3 separate regions of the Homo sapiens genome follow, and regions 1 and 3 are each linked to region 2. A link is a contact called in ENCODE Hi-C or POLR2A ChIA-PET data. All regions are on one chromosome and are shown on one strand. The core of a region is the stretch at or near the end of the contact, and the rest is flanking DNA. Distances in the headings are between cores, read along the strand shown.

Region 1 (3,127 bases), core at 431-2,930, 250 kb after region 2:
TACATATATACACATATATTGTTAATGGATCTATATGTATATATGTGTGAGCATACATACATACACACACACACACACACACACACACACACTAAACGATGCTTACTCCTTTTGTCATTGCTCTCATAATAAGTCTTGTGTTTACAGCTCTAACATGGCATTTATTTTATTTCAGTGACTGTCTACTTGGTTCTTCATGGCTAGATTCTGAGTCCAGGTGATCATGGATGGGTTTGTATTGATCTGAATATTTCTTGAGGCTAGAACTGCTTAGCACAATTGCCACTTCATATAAACTTAGTTGATTTAGAATTTACAATAATTTGAGTGACAAACAAAGAATTTTTAGACTCTAAGCAAAAGTAAAAGCAAAATCATATTGAGGCTGGGATGCCATTTGGATAGACAAAAAACCTTTTCACCACTGTATCTCCTGACCAAGAAGTGAAGAAGTGTCCCTGGCATACTTGGATAAATGACTGAAATAGATATATAGAAGCTTTTCAGAAGGATTATTCTTCAACTCTCAATATGTTAATTTGAGAACATGCATATCTAATTATTAGTTATTAAAACAGGTCCTTTAAAATTAAAAATACTCCAAGTACTTGAAAGTAACAAAACTGGAGTAAAAAATAATAGAGTAGACATTTGACAGTTTCTCCCTCTATTGTTCTCAGTTCTTGAACATGGTTAACTAACATACTCACACTTCATCTATTGGTTGACATTCAGGAATAAAGTACTTGCAATGTTTAGATTCTTAAAAATACATTTTATGTATCAAACCTTTCTGAAAACCATTGTTAATGGATAATTATCTAGGATGCATTGCTCATCTTCCTGTCTTATTAAACAGTCTATCAGATATGACCTAACCTTTTCATTAAGACTCAGCACCATCACTTTATTATTTGTAAACTGTTGGGTCACAGAATGGTATCCTCAGGTGTCTGAGCTTATAAAAGGCTGTGGCTGTTTGCCTGATTTCTCTTTTGACTTTTCCTCTGCCATTTCCTATCATTTGACTGGCTTCCCTGGGTCTGCTTCCTACATACAGTCCATTGTATGTTTAATTTCATGTCCTCCGTTGGCTAAAGACATTCTGTTGGTTTCATGAATCCTTGAATATGTCAATTAGTTCTGGCCTTTATGGCTCCAGGGTGACCTTATTTATCGTCTGCTATAAAGTCTATAAACCTGATCTAAGTACATTCCTCTTCAGTGCTAGAGTCTTTTCTTTTTTGTTATTGTTTCTGTTCAGTTCAAGAGGGAAAATGTATTTGGTTGAGTTTCTAGAGAGCTGTCTGCTGAATATGTGAGACGATTATAATTCACAACAAAGACTATAACCTACTCTGTTATTTTGAAGGAAAAACATTTTAAAAGGCAGCTTCCTTTGGGAATATTTCTAGGAATAGTGACTTTACATATGTATGAATGTGTGTATATATGTATATGTATATATATGCATATATATTTATATGAATTCACTTATATTCTATTATTTCTGAAAAAAATATAAGGCAGCAGTAGTGACACTAGGAAAAGAAAAATGGGTAAAATTCATAAGCCTACACAATGGTTGCCAACACTTCCCTTTTATTAACTTGGCAGCCTGGTATTTTGCAGGGTTTTTTGAACACAAACACCCTGAAACTCATCATCGGGTTGTAGCAGGATGTCCCTCCTTAGGCCGTGAGTAACTGCTGGGGCAGGTGTGGTTTGGGTACAGTTACAGTCTTGGAGGAAAAGTTTAATTTTGTTCTTTAGCTATCTGGTGATGTTTTTTCAAAGGCATATATAAGGGACACCACAGACCACTGATGTGTGCTTTCAACTATTAATTTATAAGAAGTGTTTTGAGATAACCAGAAATAGAGGAGTCAGAGTGGTCTAAAGGGAAATGACTCAGGCATCCTTTTGAAAAGATACCAGCTAATGAAACCGTTATCTTTCTGACTGGCCCCAGGCTGAGGTTTTGCCATGAGAGGTCTTTCAGCGTTAATTTAACCAGGACAGTTGCTGTTTTAAAAGGGTTTGCTAGCCAGCCTGCCGGATCTGACAGAAAGAGTAGCTGCCTCCCCTGGTGTGATTTAAAGGGCAGTAAAAGTTCAGCCAGCCCCTGATCTCCTCCCCAGTGGCCTTACTTCACTTAGAAATGTTCATGATTAGAGATACTCCATTGGGCAAAGACCTTGTCTCCAGAAGGCACTAATAAACAAGACTATATTTTACCTGAATTTATCACTAATGCCCTTTCTGAATTCATGAGCAGATGAGTGAGTTAGGCAACCAGCTGGAGCAAAGCCTGATGATTGAGACATGAGATGGGTACACTTATGATGAGAACATCTGAAGCAAGAGCAAGTGGTATTGTCCCTGGATGATGTGGGTAGTAAGGGGTGATTAAAATTTAAAGCCATTGGACCTGAGGAGGGGCATTTGCTGACTATAAGATAATGACAAAAGGGGAGATAAGAAGGTGAGGTTTATTTTACAGTATTGCTCAAGGCTGGTTTTGCTTCTTGGAGTAACAGATAAGCTTATGAAGAACAAACCCAGATCTTTTACTATTATTGACCTTTTCCAATCAGATTATATAATAATTTATAAATAATAACTTTCTTGGCTTCCTGACTCAACATGCCACCTAAATAGCTAAATTCTTTTGAGTTCTTGGTGACTCATCTTTGCTCTTGACTCTGTGACTAGACTGGTTTCCAACTTAAAGTATTTAAAGAAATTCAGCATCTAGTATGTCTTCTTTGTCTTGCTCCAATCTTGTGCCCCAGTTCTAGATTATTTTGTGCTCTTTGTTGCTGAGGCCAAATACTCACTTCGCATCCAAGACATAATCACTAAATTCCAGCTCCATTCATTTATTTATTCATCAAATATTTATCGAATGCTTGCTTGGTGTCAGATACTGTGCTAGGCACTAGAAATACAAGGGTGAATGAAATATGGTCTTTGTGTTTTAGAAGTTCCCTTTAGTGCCCGAGAACTTGCTATGACACTCTGCAGTTCTTGGGGCCCTCCATAATTGGGGTCTAGACTTGTTGAAAACCCCTATCTCCCTGATTCTCTTCCTTTTCCTGAAGAACTGGGATCTGCCCCAGAACAA
Region 2 (3,577 bases), core at 812-3,311:
CTTTAAGCATTCATCTTTAGAGTGTTATCTGAATAGGAAAAAGTAGTTTTAGGCCAAATGTTGAAGAGCTGGTGCTAAGGAGTCTGGACTGTATTTTATAAGCAATGGAGAACTTTATGGAGAAAGACAACACACTTGGATTCTTTCTTTTGGGTAAAACTCGGCAGCCGTGTGGATGCTGGATTAGAGGAGAGCAATCCAGAGGTGGGAGCCTGTTATTTGACTCCTCCAATAATTTACTCAACCCACGTTCAGATTCTTTACACACACATCTGCCCACCGCTTTCCCTAGATTGGGATTCTCTCAAGAGTAGAGATTGTTAGCTTCAATTTTAACTCCCTCCACTCCCAGCCCCCAGATCCTCGAATGTATTAGCTTTCACATTTTTGGCAGTTAATAAATATTGACTGAATTAGATTAGTCCCAAATGAGCTCTTAGAATAAAAACACTCAAAAATAAAGAATCTCCATTTTTCACAAAGTTTTTACTGTGGTGTGCTGTTGGAGTGAATCACCTTAGTCAAAACAAGCTATTTTGGCAATAAAACCAATGACAGACTTAGGTAAAAACTTCCCCCTCCCCCACATGTTAATACCAGAAACTTAATTCTCTACTCTGTTTTATAATATATATCCATGGCAATAGACTATTAAAATCGCATTCTCAAGTTATAAATACCATAAACCACATTTTCACATGGTGGCCTAGCCACTGTCTTTTGCAACAATTTGGCATGGAATTACAAGTAGCATCCATTAAATTTCATATGCCCTTTAATTTTTTTATCTCTTCATTTGCATGCATGTATTTTATAATCATTCATTCTGGTAATAAAACCCACAGGATCTTAAATTGAACTGAAGTCCCAGATGCTTTAAAAGAATTTATGTTGCATAATTGTACTGGTTGACCTGAAAACAAACAACAACCTATGATTTAAATATTCTGCCCAGGAGCGGAGTCAAACTCTTCCTTAAAATTCTGTGGTTTCTATTGACCGACTTATTGTGAGGGAAAGATTCAGAAAACTAAAGGGACTATAAAAATGACAAAGCAAAGGAAGCAGACAGTAGTGGCTTTCTGAAGATTTTATCATCTAGAACCATATGCATATTTCAAATGAAATATTTGTGAAGCAGCTACAGAGCTTATTCCCCAGTCAGGGAGGGGAGTCAGTGGATTAACACCAATGATTTGTTTATGGAGACAAAGGAAAATAACTCTACTTACTTCAACAGGAATAACCTGAGAAAGCCTAGGCAGGAGAAATGTTTAGTATTTGGAGGAACTTCCCAGGACTTGAATTTGTTGTCCATTTTTATGTAACAAAATACATCCAAACTTAGCAGCTTAAGGCCACAGATATCTTTTTCTGTGGCTCAGGGGCCTGGGAGTATTTTAGCTGGGTTGTTCTGGCTTAAGGTCTCCATGAGGTTGCAGTGAAGCTGTTTGACAGGGCTGCAGTCTCACATGAACACTCAGCTGGGGAATGATCGTTTTCTAACTCACTCACATGGTTGCTGACAGGTTTTAGTTCCTTGCTTGCTGTTGGCTGGAGACTTTAGTTCCTCACTCACCGTGTGTGCCTCTCTGAAGTGGCCTAAGCGTCTTCATGATATGACAGCTGGCTTTCCCCAGAGTGAGTGATTCAAGACAGAAACAGAAAGAAAGAATACCCAAGTCGGAAGTTGCACACTTTTACTAACCCACTGTCAGAAGTGCTGTTATATGGGGTTGGTTATCCAGACCAACCCTGGTACAGCGAGGGAGCGTATAACACGAGGGTATGAATCCTGCAGGTGGGGGTCATTGGTGGGTATCTTAGAGACTGCCTCCCCCAGGGTTGGACTGGGTAGGGACAGTGACTCAGGGCCACAACCTGGAGATGGCTTATAAATCATGCCCTTGTTTGATGAAATGTTAAAGAAAAAGAGGAGAGAGGGCTGAAGTAACAAGGTGGCTCTCAGCTGCCTTCCTTTTCATCTTCTACCCAATGCTACATCTCCACACCTTTTTCTTTGAGCTGTTCCTGGAGAACACCAGAATAATGACTGGAGAGAACCCTTGTTTAGTCATCAGGAGTCATGTGATCTGGGTTTAAATGTGGTTTGACCACGAAAAACTTGGAGGCAGAAGGATGTATTATTAAATGAGTATAGACTTTAGAGTTTAATAAGTTTCACTCAAAGTCAGGCCTCAGCCCTTACTGGATGTGTGATCTTTGGTAAAGCATAGGCAAGCCTTGTGAGGTTGAGTGTGTTTGTACATTTTACCTTTTAGGATAATATTTTACCTTTTAGGCTGGTTGAAGGTTAAATAAAATGCGATTTCCCTTGCTTGTTCCCTGTGGGATATTAAATCATCCCTTCACTTCTCTGGATTGTATCTCAATGGGAAAATGACAATGACAGGGGCTTCTACCCAGTGGGGTCACTGATGTGCTCTCTTTGGGACTCTGAAGTTCTGAGCTATGCCTTAGCAAGCAGATTATGCAATCTGTGCAGGGGGCTGGGCTGGGGATGGACACAAGATCAAACCTACACTATGGTGACGGTGGGGATGGGCAGGGGCAGGATGAAGAGACGGGCTGAGAGCTGGGCTTTTCCTTATGCCTGAAAAACATTTTTTCACAATGTTTAAAGGGAATATAAGAAAGAAATCTGATTGATGGTTGCATATTTTTGGTATTGCAGAAATAAGAGAAATTGTCTAGTAAAAACAATCTTAGATAAAAAACAGTGTTAAATCTCTTTTTCTTCAAATACACGAATGTTAGTCCATGTTTTCAATTTGAGACAATTTTTTTTTTTACGGAGTCTCACTCTGTCGCTCAGGCTGGAGTGCAGTGGTGCGATCTCGGCTCACTGCAACCTTTGCCTCCTGGGTTCAAGCGATTCTCCTGCCTCAGCCTCTTGAGTAGCTGGGACTACAGGCGCCTGCCCACCACGCCCAGCTAATTTTTGTATTTTTAGTAGAGACGGGGTTTCACTATGTTGGCCAGGCTGGTCTTGAACTCCTGACGTCAGGTGATCTGCCTGCCTCGGCCTCCCAAAGTACTGGGATTACAGGCATGGGCCACCATGCCTGGCTGAGACAATTTTTTTTTTGTCGCCCAGGCTGGAGTGCAGTGGTGTGATCTCGCTCACTGCAAACTCTGCCTCCCGGGTTCATGCCATTCTCCTGCCTCAGCCTCCTGAGTAGCTGGGACTACAGGCGCCTCCCACGACGCCTGGCTAATGTTTTGTATTTTTAGTAGAGATGAGGTTTCACCGTGTTAGCCAGGATGGTCTCGATCTCCTGACCTTGTGATCTGCCTGCCTGGGCCTCCCAAAGGACATTTTTTTTTTAAATGACAAGGAATAGAAATCCACTAGCTCAAGTTCAGAAAGGCAGTTGGTGGAGGATGGGGTTAAGTAAACTCAAAGAATCCAACTGGAACTGGGAACTAGAAATCAGAAATGAGGCTATTTTCACTGTCTCTGTGGAGTTTGTTTCTTTAAGTTCTCTCTGGTGCCTTTCTTGACCTACTCTCCCTGCTTGCCCGTCTTGCAGGACACTATAGGCCCCAGCTTTGC
Region 3 (3,516 bases), core at 238-2,737, 170 kb after region 2:
CTATATCTCTAGAGATGAGGACCAATCATAACCCCACCTCCAATTTGGAGATTATTCTCAACTGTATTTGCATCTTTATGTAAACCCCTCCTATTAGCTTCATCAAGAGGTTTTATCCCCTCCTCTTGGCTTTCAAACCAACATGAATTTTCAGCTGAATATAGGGCAGATTTGCTGTTCAGTGTCAACTTGCTTGAGGTGGGACTGGGAGCAATTCACTTGCTGAAGGAGACTACAGTGAAGTCTTCCAGAAACTCTGGGGAACTGGTCACATTCACAGGTCACAGGCTCTGACTCAGACGTGGCTTTGTCTAGGTTGTGGACTGCTGGAGTCTTTCCAGGAAGAGAACACCTTCCTTTTATCTTAAAACCATGCTGTGATTGCCCCAACATATTCCTGACTGCCCAAACCTTGTTAACTAGGCGAGCCAGATAGAATTTGAGTGCATGCTCATTAAGCATAGATGCTTGGATATACACATATACGTACAGCAAGGAGTCATGCCAGGAAAAGGTGCCAGACCCCAGTGCTGTGGAATTATACTGGATTTCTGTGGCAAAAGCATCATGGAAGACCCTTTTGCAAGGGAGTGGGCTTTGCCAGAGTTTTCATGCAGAGTCATAAGGATATTCCCTTTTAGCATTTGGCACCAGTTATTTTACACCAACTTGTGAAGCACAGTGCCAAGTTCTATTGCCTGGAATCTCCTTAAAGGTTTACTCAGATGTTGAAAGAAGCATCCAAAGTCATATTTTCTGTTGTTTATTCTTTTGCTTTTTTTTTCTCTTTGCAAATGAAAACCAGAGGTGTAAGTGTTCCATCCCAAAGGAGGAAGATTGTATCAAAAGCTATACCTCCTTCTGCTCACTCATACAACTCCCATGCACATCCCTTGGCTTTAATCACACAGCTTTCCACGCTGCTGACTATGCCAGGGCAACTCTGTTCTGCATGTCTGTATTGCTTCAGGGCACATTTCAGACCAGAACTGGATGGACTCACCTGGCTGGGTAATTTAGACATTTGTGGTTTGCAATGTTCCAGTGTGCTCCAAGCTATCCCAGCTTACTGGTTTCTTCCCAGGAAGTGGGAGAAGACTTTATCCATTTGTTTTCTGACAAGAGACATTATGGCCATAATTTAAGCAGTTTTCCAGAAGTTTGGCAGCAGAGGGTTACAATCTAGCAGGATTCGGTATTGCCTAAGCAAATTTGAATTTGTACTCTGGCTCACTCAGCCCATTTTAAACCCAGCAGCCTGGGGAGAATGAATCCTTATGAAATCAATGCGGTGGCTTCAGTTTCCTGTGGATGGCTTCCAGAAATGCTCCAGACATTGCTGAATGCTCTAGGTAGACTCTCAGTGCTTCGACCAAGGCACATTCAGACAAGCCTTTTTTGATTCACTACATATATTTCTGTTTAGAAGCGGCAAGGCTGAACTGATGACCCTGCAACGCGGTTTTGTTTCCCTCTCATTATCTATCTGGCTTCACAGGAAGTGAATGCTTGGCTGGTGAAGACAAAAAAGCTGTTCTCCAGCCTCATGCTTCATGGCTGGAACATAGCCAGTTTAGGCTTGTGAAGAGTCCATTAAAAACACACGGAGGCAGTTGAGGGATGGGATCTGTGTATGTACAGGTCTTTCAAACGTAGGCAGCCTATGTTTGGCTTATGGGGCTTGGAGGAGAGGCCTTCTTTGATGTGATTCTTGGATCACATATTGATTAAAAAAAAAACAACCAGAAGTCTAATACCCACTGTAATGCATCCAGCAGACAACCTCTTAGCATCTCTATAGAGACCTTTCCTCCTTTACTGGGTCACACTTAGGGCACATTTAGCTCTCAGATAACCTTAAATAACCCACAGTTCATTTCCTGTTGACTTCGTGTATCCTCTACTTCCTGAAAGGTTTTCTTCTTTTTTTTCAGTTGCCACTCATCGTTAATATGACATTCTCCAGGTCTTCTCCGCACTTCAGAATTCTCTTCTGGGCTTTTGAATGTTCTTGTTTTTTTGCTGAATTGTTTTTCCTGGGTTTTCATCTTCTCTTACCCTGTTCACAGTGGAGAGGGGACTACATTTCACCCCTGCTGTCTCAGAATGTTTCTCATGCTTAACATTCTATTTTCCTACTGACTTGGACAAATTGCATTATAACCTTTGATCTGGCACAGTTCAATCACATTTTGGCTGGAAATGTTTTACACATTAAAATGATGAAGGATGACTTTATTTGCCAGACAAAAGATGTTTAAAATGGAAAAAAAGAAAAAAAAAACTCAAAAAGGTCTTTCTGGAGCTACTGTATGAAAAAGACTCTTGAATATGTAAAAGCTTTTGGAACACAGAAGGGAGTCAGTTGCTTCACTTTAGAGTCAGTTTAGCAAAGGACGGATTTGTGGTGACTTGTCACGGCCTTGAGATTTTTGAAAGCAGGTCTCTCCAGAAAGCCTGTCCTTAAAGACAGAGTGGCTTCTTTCCCCTTTGGCTAAGACTGACTGCCAAATTTCACCAGGTTGCATACCCAATGGTGGAAAGTGCCAGCTTCTTGGCTTTGCATAGGCAAATTCCTACCTCCCTATTTTCTCTCCAGTCAATGCAGCAGTCTGTTTATGCTGTGCAGACGGATACCCACCAGACAGGGTTTTCTGAACCTACTAGTCTATTTAGGATCCAGTTTTTTTTTTTTTTTACAGTGCTGCAGCCTAATTAAGCTTGGCGATATCATTAAACTTCTATTCAATTCGATTACATTTTAGTTCAAATGTTATTGATGCCATCCACATGCCAGGACTGTGTTAGGCATTGGGGTGGGTGGCGAGAAATGGTCCATACCCTCACGAAACTTAGCGCCTAGCTTAATTTTCTCATATTTATCAATTTGATCCTGACGAACTAGGACACCAATATATAATGCTAAAGACTAGATTTCTTCCATCCATACTAGTTGAGTTGTATAACATGAGTGTCTTAAAAACAAATTCAGGGCCATCTATTTTGCAATTGGATATGTAAAATAATTTGTACTATGGCTATTGTGGGAAATAGGATTCAATTAATGACTTGTGGGAACACTTTGCCAATAATCATGTATGAGAGACTTTTCCCCAACTGGTGGAAGCAGAGGGGAGGGAGGAAGTGAGCTGATGACAGAATGTAAAAGCAGAGAGTACATTGAAAAACCCACTTCATATAATTAGTATAAAGTAAGGTAGAAGCAAAATAAAACAAAAAGTGCTATTCATTTTGGTCCCAGAAACCATTGTTGGTGAGGGCTATTAAGTAAGCATCCAACTTACTTCCTCTAGCTCGACTTCCAGAATGTAGTGATATTGGAAACTACCCTGTGGATTTTTTTTTCCCAAGCCACTTCCTTTTCTGAGGAAAGAGACCTATTCTATGCACACAAGTCAGTTCTTGTTCGTTTTATGTTTTAGCAATGTGGGCCCTTACAAATCTTTAAAATGACACAATAGATCTTCATATAAGAACCTTGACAAGTGAAGCTGT

Evidence for each region. Hi-C counts contacts between places; a loop is a spot of excess contacts on that map. ChIA-PET counts read pairs that join two places held with the same protein, here RNA polymerase II (POLR2A). Pooled maps may share reads with other maps.
Region 1: a loop to region 2 is called in a pooled map, with 8 times the contacts of the local background. The contact joins two enhancer-like sites. A Hi-C loop is called at or near these places in 1 of 37 single-sample maps with no recorded cell type and 8 of 50 pooled maps. POLR2A ChIA-PET finds 5 or more read pairs at or near these places in 1 of 52 experiments (SK-N-SH).
Region 3: a map of naive thymus-derived CD4-positive, alpha-beta T cell shows a loop between it and region 2 (1.9-fold over the local background). The contact joins two enhancer-like sites. A Hi-C loop is called at or near these places in 1 of 168 maps with a recorded cell type or tissue (naive thymus-derived CD4-positive, alpha-beta T cell), 5 of 37 single-sample maps with no recorded cell type and 12 of 50 pooled maps. POLR2A ChIA-PET finds 5 or more read pairs at or near these places in 3 of 52 experiments (CD4-positive, alpha-beta memory T cell, CD8-positive, alpha-beta memory T cell and activated B cell).

The regions. Positions count from the first base shown.
Region 1 is chr3:177,677,936-177,681,062 of GRCh38, forward strand. All of the region lies in intron 3 of LINC00578 (long intergenic non-protein coding RNA 578), which reads left to right. Among named protein-coding and RNA genes, the nearest start is that of LINC02015, 140 kb to the right of the region's middle. Within about 2 kb of position 1,681, at least 6 of the 41 ENCODE cell types and tissues checked have a DNase peak (open chromatin) inside an H3K27ac peak, as active enhancers do.
Region 2 is chr3:177,425,655-177,429,231 of GRCh38, forward strand. No RefSeq gene overlaps it. Among named protein-coding and RNA genes, the nearest start is that of LINC00578, 14 kb to the right of the region's middle. Within about 2 kb of position 2,062, at least 5 of the 41 ENCODE cell types and tissues checked have a DNase peak (open chromatin) inside an H3K27ac peak, as active enhancers do.
Region 3 is chr3:177,596,149-177,599,664 of GRCh38, forward strand. The region is part of intron 2 of LINC00578 (long intergenic non-protein coding RNA 578); the gene reads left to right. Among named protein-coding and RNA genes, the nearest start is that of LINC00578, 160 kb to the left of the region's middle. Within about 2 kb of position 1,488, at least 28 of the 41 ENCODE cell types and tissues checked have a DNase peak (open chromatin) inside an H3K27ac peak, as active enhancers do.